2 separate regions of the Homo sapiens genome follow, and region 1 is linked to region 2. Evidence: chromatin contacts called from ENCODE Hi-C or POLR2A ChIA-PET data. All regions are on one chromosome and are shown on one strand. The core of a region is the stretch at or near the end of the contact, and the rest is flanking DNA. Distances in the headings are between cores, read along the strand shown.

The links. A loop is a pair of places that touch in the nucleus more often than their neighbours do. ChIA-PET counts read pairs that join two places held with the same protein, here RNA polymerase II (POLR2A). Pooled maps may share reads with other maps.
Region 1: a loop to region 2 is called in a pooled map, with 2.1 times the contacts of the local background. The contact joins two enhancer-like sites. A Hi-C loop is called at or near these places in 2 of 50 pooled maps. POLR2A ChIA-PET finds 5 or more read pairs at or near these places in 4 of 52 experiments (MCF 10A, PC-3, activated CD8-positive, alpha-beta memory T cell and 1 more).

Annotation. Positions count from the first base shown.
Region 1 is chr12:125,092,245-125,096,823 of GRCh38, forward strand. All of the region lies in intron 5 of AACS (acetoacetyl-CoA synthetase), which reads left to right. Among named protein-coding and RNA genes, the nearest start is that of AACS, 29 kb to the left of the region's middle. Within about 2 kb of position 2,836, at least 2 of the 41 ENCODE cell types and tissues checked have a DNase peak (open chromatin) inside an H3K27ac peak, as active enhancers do.
Region 2 is chr12:124,904,671-124,909,159 of GRCh38, forward strand. No RefSeq gene overlaps it. Among named protein-coding and RNA genes, the nearest start is that of UBC, 7.7 kb to the right of the region's middle. Within about 2 kb of position 2,266, at least 7 of the 41 ENCODE cell types and tissues checked have a DNase peak (open chromatin) inside an H3K27ac peak, as active enhancers do.

The sequences.
Region 1 (4,579 bases), core at 1,586-4,085, 190 kb after region 2:
AGCATCCGTGTCCCTGACCGCTCCTCCTGGTGCCAGCTGCCTCTGTTCTGGGCCAGGCCCTGTGCCGTCCGTCAGTCAGCAGCACCAGCTGCAGGTGTGGCCGCTGGCCCTTTAAAACCCAGTGCCCGGAGTTGGTGTCTGTGCTTGTCCACAGGTGAGGCTTTTGGGTGTGAGCTTAGAAATCATGTCTACTTAGAGGCTTGCTTTTTCAGTAAGGTTTTGGAGGAGGAGTGTCCTTTCTCCACACCGTGGGAGGAGAGATCAGACACAGGCCCAGAGGAGTGAGACTGGCCAGCCGTGCATCAGGCCGCAGCACCAGCTGGGCTGATGATGGAGCCCTGCTGGGTTCAGGGAGGGCGTGGCCACCTTGTAGATCTGTACTGTGTGGCTGGATGGCCGTGCCCTGCCTTCTGGAACTTTCCTGTGTTCTTTCCCAGGCCATCTCACCCCAGGACCTCCCCAGGTCAGCAGGGACTGACCTAGACAGAAACTCAACCTGTGGCCTCTCCTGTCCCTAGGGCCCTCTGTGGGGGCTGCCTGGGCTGCTGGGGCCAATGGTGTCCTTGTGGGAGGGTCTGGAGGGGTGGAGTTCCGGACTGGACACTCAGACCCCTCAGCCGACCTTGAGCCAGGCTGTCCAGGGCAGAGGGAAGGGCCCCAGGGTGAGACGGCAGGATGGCAGGGTGTGCTCAAGGCCGGGCAGGCTGGCTGCCTCTGCTCCATGTGGCTTCCTTGATCAGTGTCCATGGGCAAGTGCCCTGGTGTCCCCAGAGGGAGAATGGCAGCAGTGTTAGTGCAACTGCACAGATGGCAGGAGCCACGTTTGTGTGGAGCCGGGGACAGGGTGTGACCCTCCAGGCCAGCCCAGTAAGTGTTAGCTACTGTTTGAACTAGTCGGGAGATGGGTGTGTTTTGAGTTAAATTATGACTAACCTTTTGTAAACGGGTTGTGAGAGGCTGGGAGAGCCGTGTGTGGCAGGGGAGTGATCATGGCCTCCCAGAGCTGGAGTGTAGCCTCCTCCCCCTGGAGAGGTGATATCAGAGCAACTGGAATCGGCCTTTGGTGGTTTGTCTGAGGCCAGGGGGTGGAGAGAGGGAGAGCCTCTGACTCTGCATGGCTGCAGTGGCAGGGCTGGACCCCAGCCTGTCTCACAGCTGCATCCAGCCTCGCTGGGTCATTGTCCTGTGCACGTCACTCCCCGCTGACTCCAGTCCGGCAGGATCTGCCCATCCTGGAAGGACTCAGGAGGGATGCATGGCTCTGTAGCAAACATGGTCTCGGGGACACTGCTTCCTGGCCGGGGTTGGTCCAGGGTTTTCTGGAATCACCGCCTCCCCGAGCCACCTCTGGAGTGGGAAGTGCTGGCCGAGCTGCTGGGCGCACTAGATGGCAGCATGGCTCTGCTCACCCCATGGCTCCCGCAGCTTCTGGGAAGTGAACAGTCCCAGGCCCTGCGGCTACGTCTCAGGTCAGAAAACAGGGCCACCTGCCCTCCTGCTGAGATGCTTCTCTCTGTCGCTCATTTTGCTAGTGTCCGAGGTATAGACTCCATCCTGCCGGAGACGGGGGTGTGTGTGACGCACGTTACTCGCACTCGAACTGAGATCCAGCCGGTTGGCAGGGAGTCTGTCGGCATTTGGTGGCTTCGTGGCAGGCATTATTGGGCAGCACTCCTGGCCGTGTGCACCCAGCGTGGGAGGGCCTGCGTGGATGCCATGTTCATAGCGCTTGGTCCCACAGACACCTGGACACCCGCTGTCGGAGCTGAGTAAGGACCTGGCACAGGTCGACTGCGCGAAAGCCTCTGCTCACCCTCTATTTACCATCCTTGTTCAGGGGCTAAAACTAACAGGGATGAATTCCTGGAGTTGCTGATGAGGTGGGGCTGGAACTGAGCCAAGGCTGATGGGTTCTGGGCTCGTGGACAGTTCCTGCATCGGTTTGCAGATCTCTACTTAAAAAAGAGATCCTGTTTTTAATTTCCATCATCACCATGTTAAACTTCAGACTGTGCCCCATTTTCAGTAAGGGGCGCTCTTCAGAAACTGCAATGAAGCGTGAATGTCTTCCCTTTGGAATCATGTTTTCTCTTGCTTTGAAATTATATTTCTTTGAATCTCAGAGAATATCGTAAAGGGAAATTGCCACTCTCCTACAAATCCTGTGTTGACTTCTGGTCTCTGTTGATGGAGTCGCACCGTTGGACTCGTGGGTTCACACGCCTGTCCACTGAGAGCTCCTCGGCTGGCTGTGCTGGGTGCTGAAGGGACCCTCTCTGCTGCAGAGCCACAGACCGCAGTGGGCTGTCCAGGGAGTGCTGGGGCATCCGTCTTTACTCGATGACACTGGGGGAACGCGTTTCTGGCCTCCGTCACTCCCCTGTGCTTTACTTCTACCCATTCCATGCTCTCTCCCACCACTGCCCACCTCCTTCTGCCTGCTCTCTGCTGGCTGCCTGGGCATCTCAGCTTGCCTTACTAATGCTTTTGGGCTCGAAGGGCATCGCCAGGTTGGGGAAGTGCTCTGTTCTAAGGGTTCCCAACCTTTCCAGCCCCAGCAAGATCTCTAGGTCCTGAGTCTTTTGATGGCTTTGGGTTTTTTGTTTCACTGTTTACCTTTGAGCCTTTGCCATTTTCAGAGATGTCAGGGAAGGCCACCCTCTGATCCCTGCACACCAGAGAGCCCAGCCTGTAGCCTGCAGGCCTTGTCCTCCTGAAGTGCCATCAGGTGGCCGTGTGTGTGTGTGTGTGTGTGTGTGTGTGTGTGTGTGTGTGTGTGTCTGTGTGTGTAAATAGGACAGCCATTCTCGCTCGCTCTGGGTGGCTGTCACCATGATTCAACACCGGCTGTTGGTTTCAATGCTTGATTGGTTGCTAAGCACCGTATTCAGGTCAGACACATGTTCATAGGTGTGTTTGTTTTGTTGCAACATGAAAGCTGTCCTCGAGCAGCTCTCCTGGGCCAGGACAGGCTGACAGCTGGTTTTGGATGCTCGAGATCTTGATCCCTGCTGGTCCAGCCAGGAAAACTTCAGCTGTGTCAGAGGACCCCTGAGTCTTTTCATGGGGCTAGGGGCCAGACCTCTGATTCAGAAACACTCGTCTTTGTAGCCTGATCACTGTCACTGTGCCTGGGGTCCTGTGGTATTTGAGCCCCAGATCACTGGCAGGCTCAGTCCTTTCACCTTGAGATCCTGGTCACCCTGTACTGGGCTGGTTCTCTGAGATCCCAGTTTCCTTGTGGAAATTCTCTGCCGCCCTCCGGGGCTCTCCCAGGCTGGCTCTCTCTGTTTCTTCCCTGGCCTCAGGCTTCCTGGCAGGTCTTCCTCTGGGCCCCACTCCACCTGCCCCTGGGTGTTGATCTCTATGTCCTCTGTTCAGAACAGCCTCTTCTCCCTCCCGCCTACCCTGTGGGACCTGCTTATTCTTGACGCTGGGCTTTGGAGATGCTGACTCCAGCGGCTTTCTGGGTTTCCTCCTCTTCCTCCTGATTCAGTCTGCTGCAGTATCTTAGCACCCGAATCTGTTCTGCTGTTTTGATTTTCTGTTCCATGTACGGTATTAGTGTTTTCTGAGTGGAGCCAGCACAGTGGTGAGGAGCACCAGCACCCACATCAGACAAGCCAGGCTGCAGCCCAGCCATGCCTCTGGCCAGTTGTGAGGCTTTGGGCAAGTCACTCACCCCGTTCCTGCCTTATCAGGGTTAGGGAGTGGATACTATTGCCCCTCTTTTTTTCTGAGACGGAGTCTCACTCTGTCTCCCAAGCTGGAGTGCAGTGGCGCGATCTCGGCTCACTGCAAGCTCCACCTCCTGGGTTCACACCATTCTCCTGCCTTAGCCTCCCAAGTAGCTGGGACTACAGGCGCCTGCCACCATATCCAGCTAATTTTTTGTATTTTTAGTAGAGACGGGGTTTCACCATGTTAGCCAGGCTGGTCTCGATCTCCTGACCTCGTGATGCAAAGTGCTGGGATTACAGGCATGAGCCACTGTGCCCAGCCTTATTGCCCCTCTCTTAAGGCTGTGAAGGGCAGTAAGTGCTTCTAATGAGCTCAGACTGGGGCCTGGCACATAGTAAGCATTCAGTAAATGCTCAATATGTTTTAACTGGCAATCATTTCTTCCCCACTAAACCAAGAACTCTCGGTCCATCTTAGAATCCCGGGCACAGAGAGGGCACCAGTGTAGACATGCCATTTGTGGTTTGTGTGTTCGCCACAGCCAAGGTCTGGACAGGCCCCTTACCTGTGGGTGAGGGAGCTTGGGTGTCAGGAGTGTTGGGACTCACTTTGCATAAGGGGTGGCTGGGGCTGGAGGGAGCCAGGTGCAGGGATACCTTGTCCAGGGCCATGTGGCCAGGAAAGGGAGGAGTAAGGACCATGGCCTTAGAGTAGGTTGAATGTGTTACCTTGATATTTGCATAGAGAGCGTCAGAAGTAAACAGAGGGACACCCAAGTCCCAGCAGGACATGAAAGAGTCTGAGAAATCGCTGTGCATGCACTTAGTTAAGTGGACGTGGTGTCTTTCCAGGAAGGGCAGGCACTTGCTCTCGGGGGGTGCATCTGGGCACTGAGAAT
Region 2 (4,489 bases), core at 1,016-3,515:
TGTCCTAAGGAAAGAGCCAGATCCCTGAGGCAACCCAGAGAAGCCAAGTCTAAGATGTCAGAGGTCATGGGCAGAATCTCCCAAGGCAGCCAGCTGGCTGAGTGACAAATGACAACAAGCACAGATTTGTGAAGAGTGCAAGCATTCTTCAGAAACTCCCAAAAATACCAGTGAGGAGAAACTGGTAAGTGGACTTCCTCGAGGAGTCACGCACAGTGCAGAACAGACCACTGTCCCACGTGCTTGCAGGGACACGCTGGCCTCTAAACACTGGCCCACACAGCGCTGAGTCACACTTGCCCCTCCCTCTTGCCTACGGTCACTCCCCAGCCACAGTTGATGCTAACGAGCTTCGCCCTTCACTCCCGGGAGTTCGGCAGCTTTTGCACATTTTAAGATCAACTGAGAGTTTATAAATATGCCCCGTTTTTCTATGACCATCGCTATGGGAAGAGATGAATGTGTTCTAACCTGTTTCCCATCAAAACTTGTGTTCTAACCCCAAAAGGAAAAGCAGCAATAAAAACAACCAAAACATTTTTTAAAAATAGGTTCTATAGTTTCAAAAACAATAAAAAGAATAAGAGCCAAGCCTGGAGGTGCGCGCCTGTAGTCCCAGCTACTTAGGAGGCTGAGGCAAGAGGATGGCTTCAGCTGGGGAGGTTGAGGCTGCAGTGAGCTGTGATCACACCACTGCACTCCAGCCTGGGCGACAGAGGGAGACACCGTTTGTAAAAAAAAAAAAATTTTTTTTTTTGAGATGGAGTCTCCCTCTGTCACCCAGGCTGGAGTGCAGTGGCGCAGTCTCGGCTCACTGCAACCTCCGCCTCCTGAGTTCAAGCGTTTCTCCTGCCTCAACCTCCCGAGTAGCTGGGATTACAGGTGCATACCACCACGCCTGGCTAATTTTTGTTTTGTTTTGTTTCGTTTGTTTGTTTTTTTGAGACGGAGTCTCTCTCTGTCTCCCAGGCTGGAGTGCAGTGGTGCAATCTCGGCTCACTGCAAGCTCCGCCTTCCAGGTTCACGCCATTCTCCTGCCTCAGCCTCCCAGGTAGCTGGGACTACAGGCGCCCGCCACCACGCCCAGCTAATTTTTTTTTTTTTTTTTTTTGTATTTTTAGTAGAGACGGGGTTTCACCGTGTTAGCCAGGATGGTCTCAATCTCCTGAGCTCATGATCCGCCTGCCTTGGCCTCCCAAAGTGCTGGGATTACAGGCGTGAGCCACCACTCCCGGCCTCCTCCAGCCCCATCTCTTCACATGCTTTTCCCACCTCAGTTATGCTGGTCTCCTTTCTGTTCCTCAAATATGCCCAAGTCTTCCAGCCCCAGGGCCCCCGTGCTATTTCCTGCCTCTCCACCTTCTGCAAAGCTAAGGCCCATCTTCCAGGTCTCACATAAATACTGTCTTTCCCGAAAGCCTCTTCCAACCATCCACAAGCAGGATCCCAAACTCCTCCCATTCAACCTGACAGCCTCACATAGCTCCTGTCACCATGTGTAATTTTTGCTTACTAGCAGATCAAAGAACAGAAGCAAGCCGTTTGATTGTTTCTTTTTGTTTTGTTTTGTTTTTAGACAGAGTCTCACGAGCCTCCTTACAAAATAGAAAAGTCAATGGGATTTCAGGGAAAATGGATAATCTTCGTTGGGGGCAGTCAAGGAAGGCTTTGTGGAACCTTTGAATTAGATCTTGACATTATATCTTGACAGTACTTTGAATAAATACAAATAATGTTATTTTTTTGTTAAGACTCATGCAACCGCATCTATGTAAATGAATCCGTACATAGTATTCATTCGAGTGTGAAATCAGACTTTGGGATGCTTTAAAATTTAACAGTCAGGAACACTTACTCTATTTTATGGACTTAAATTTGTTGAGGTGGCAGGGAACAACTTGAGTGAAGGGTGGGACATGGCAGTGTGTATGTGGGGGAAAAAGGTGGCCAGCAGATAAGGGAAGCAGGGGACAGAGTATTTTGAGGGATTAGACCTGACCAGCTATAACAGGAAATAGAGGCTGTAGATTGAAGGATAGCTACAATGGATGTTATGGAGAAATTCCAACTGGGGTGGAAACATGTAGCTGCAAAATTGGAAGAGCAGCTTATTCTAGGCAGAAAAGAAGAAAGTAAAAGGCATCTGAGGGGACACTAAATTAATGCTTACTGATAAGTAAACAAGCCTCTGGAAGTAGAAAGGTAAAAGCATAAATTGCTTGGTCAACCACAACCGCTTGGGAGTGCTGCAGGCTTCATGACTAAACCAAAGTCTGTCCCTGAAGCTCCCTCTTCCGGCAGAAATAAATACTGCACACTAAGCTGGCTGACTCCTTTAATTAAAAGGTGCTTGCCAATCTCTAAACAGTATACCTGTATGGGAGTCATAATTGTAATATCTTGGTGAGGATTTTGTTGTGCTTTCAGGCAAACCATAAAAGGAACACTAATTTAAATAAATACAAACAATGTTATTTTATTCTTAAGATTCAGGCAACCACATCTATGTAAGTGAATCCTTACATGGTATTCATTCAAGTGTGAAACCAAACTTTGGGATGCTTTAAAATTTAACAATCAGGAACAAGACTCTGTTAAAAAAAAAAAAAAAGAAATGTTAGAACTCTGTCAAACTATAAAAATATAAAGTGAAATAGCACAGTGCAGACAGACTGTACAGACCAGTGTGCTACCTTTCATGTAAAGGGGAATTACATATATTATATATATGATTTTTTTATTATTTGTGTATATACAGTACTCACTGTATATGCATAAAGTCTGCAAGTACATGCTGGGGGGAAGGGGTGGATGGGAGACAAGGATGGAAGATTTTTTTGTTGTTTTTTTTTGGAGACCGAGTCTCGCTCTGTCACTCAGGCTGGAGGGCAGTGGCACCATCTCAGCTCACTGCAACCTCCACCTCCCAGGTTCAAGAGATTCTCCTGCCTCAGCCTCCCGAGTAGCTGGGACTACAGGCATGCATCACCACGCTCAGCTAATTTTTGTATTTTATTAGAGATGAGGTTTTGCTATATATATATATATATATATATATGAATATATGAATATATATATATGAATATATGAATATATATATATATATGAATATATGAATATATATATATTGGCCAGGCTGGTCTCGAACTCCTGCCCTCAGGTGATCTGCCCACCTCAGCCTCCCAAAGTGCTGGGATTACAGGTGTGAGTGGCCTGGAAGATTTTTTATTATATACTGTTTAAAAGTTTTTAAGTAGTTGAAACACATGAAGACATCACCTCAAAAAGTTATATTAACAATTCAAAAATATGCACATTAAGGATTAATTTTTTTGAAAAATTTAAAAATTGAGAAATATCATGGGACAGTAACACAGTAATCATGAAGAATTATAAAAATAAGTGCTGGCCGGGCGCAGTGGCTCAAGCCTATAATCCCAGCACTTTGGGAGGCCGAGGCGGGCAGATCACAAGGTCAGGAGATCAAGACCATCCTGGCTAACACAGTGAAACCCTGTCTCTACTAAAAATACAAAAAAAATTAGACGGGCTTTGTAGCGGGCGCCTGGAGTCCCAGCTACTCGGGAGACTGAGGCAGGAGAATGGTGTGAACCCGGGAGGTGGAGCTTGCAGTGAGCCGAGATCACGCCACTGCACTCCAGCATGGACAACAGAGCGAGACTCCGTCTCAAAAAAAATAAATAAATAAGTGCTAAGGCTGATTATTTTATTAGCCCTAAGAATCCAATTAAAATAGAAATCTTGTATTTATGCTATTCTTTCAAAATCTTTATGTAAAGCAAGCTTTTAATAGGATGTTATAAAAATAGATTTTGCTCCTTGTGTTCAAGTTTCTCCTCTTGAAATTGCACATTTTACATTTTTTAAAAAATTAAAATTAAAAAACAAAATAGTATGATAGTGTTAATTTGGCAGTTCCAACTTTAGTAACCTATCTTACAGAAATATGAATAGACAAAATAAAGATGTGTGAGGATGTACTTTGCAGCAGCATTATAATAGCAAAAACCTGGAAACAAATATTGATGGACAGGTTAAGTAAATCATAGGACATTCATACAATGGAATACTAGCAAAAATATTAAAAAGAATGAGGTAGATCTAGATATGCTAGTATGGAAAGATGTCCATAATTATCTAGTTCCCCACCTCAAAAAAAAAAAAAAAACCTGAGAATCATTATACTGAGAATGGTCCAATTTGTGTCTGTATGTACATAATATGTACATAACAAATATAGTATATTTTTACACAGGGGAAAAGTCCAAAAGAATATCAACCTGTAAAAAGTAGTTATCCCAGCTGGGCGCGGTTGCTCATGCCTGTAATCCCAGCACTTTGGGAGGCAGAGGCAGGCGGATCACAAGGTCAGGAGATCGAGACCATCCTGGCTAACACAGTGAAACCCTGTCTCTACTAAAAATACAAAAAATTAGCCAGGTATGGCGACGTGCGCCTGTAGTCCCAG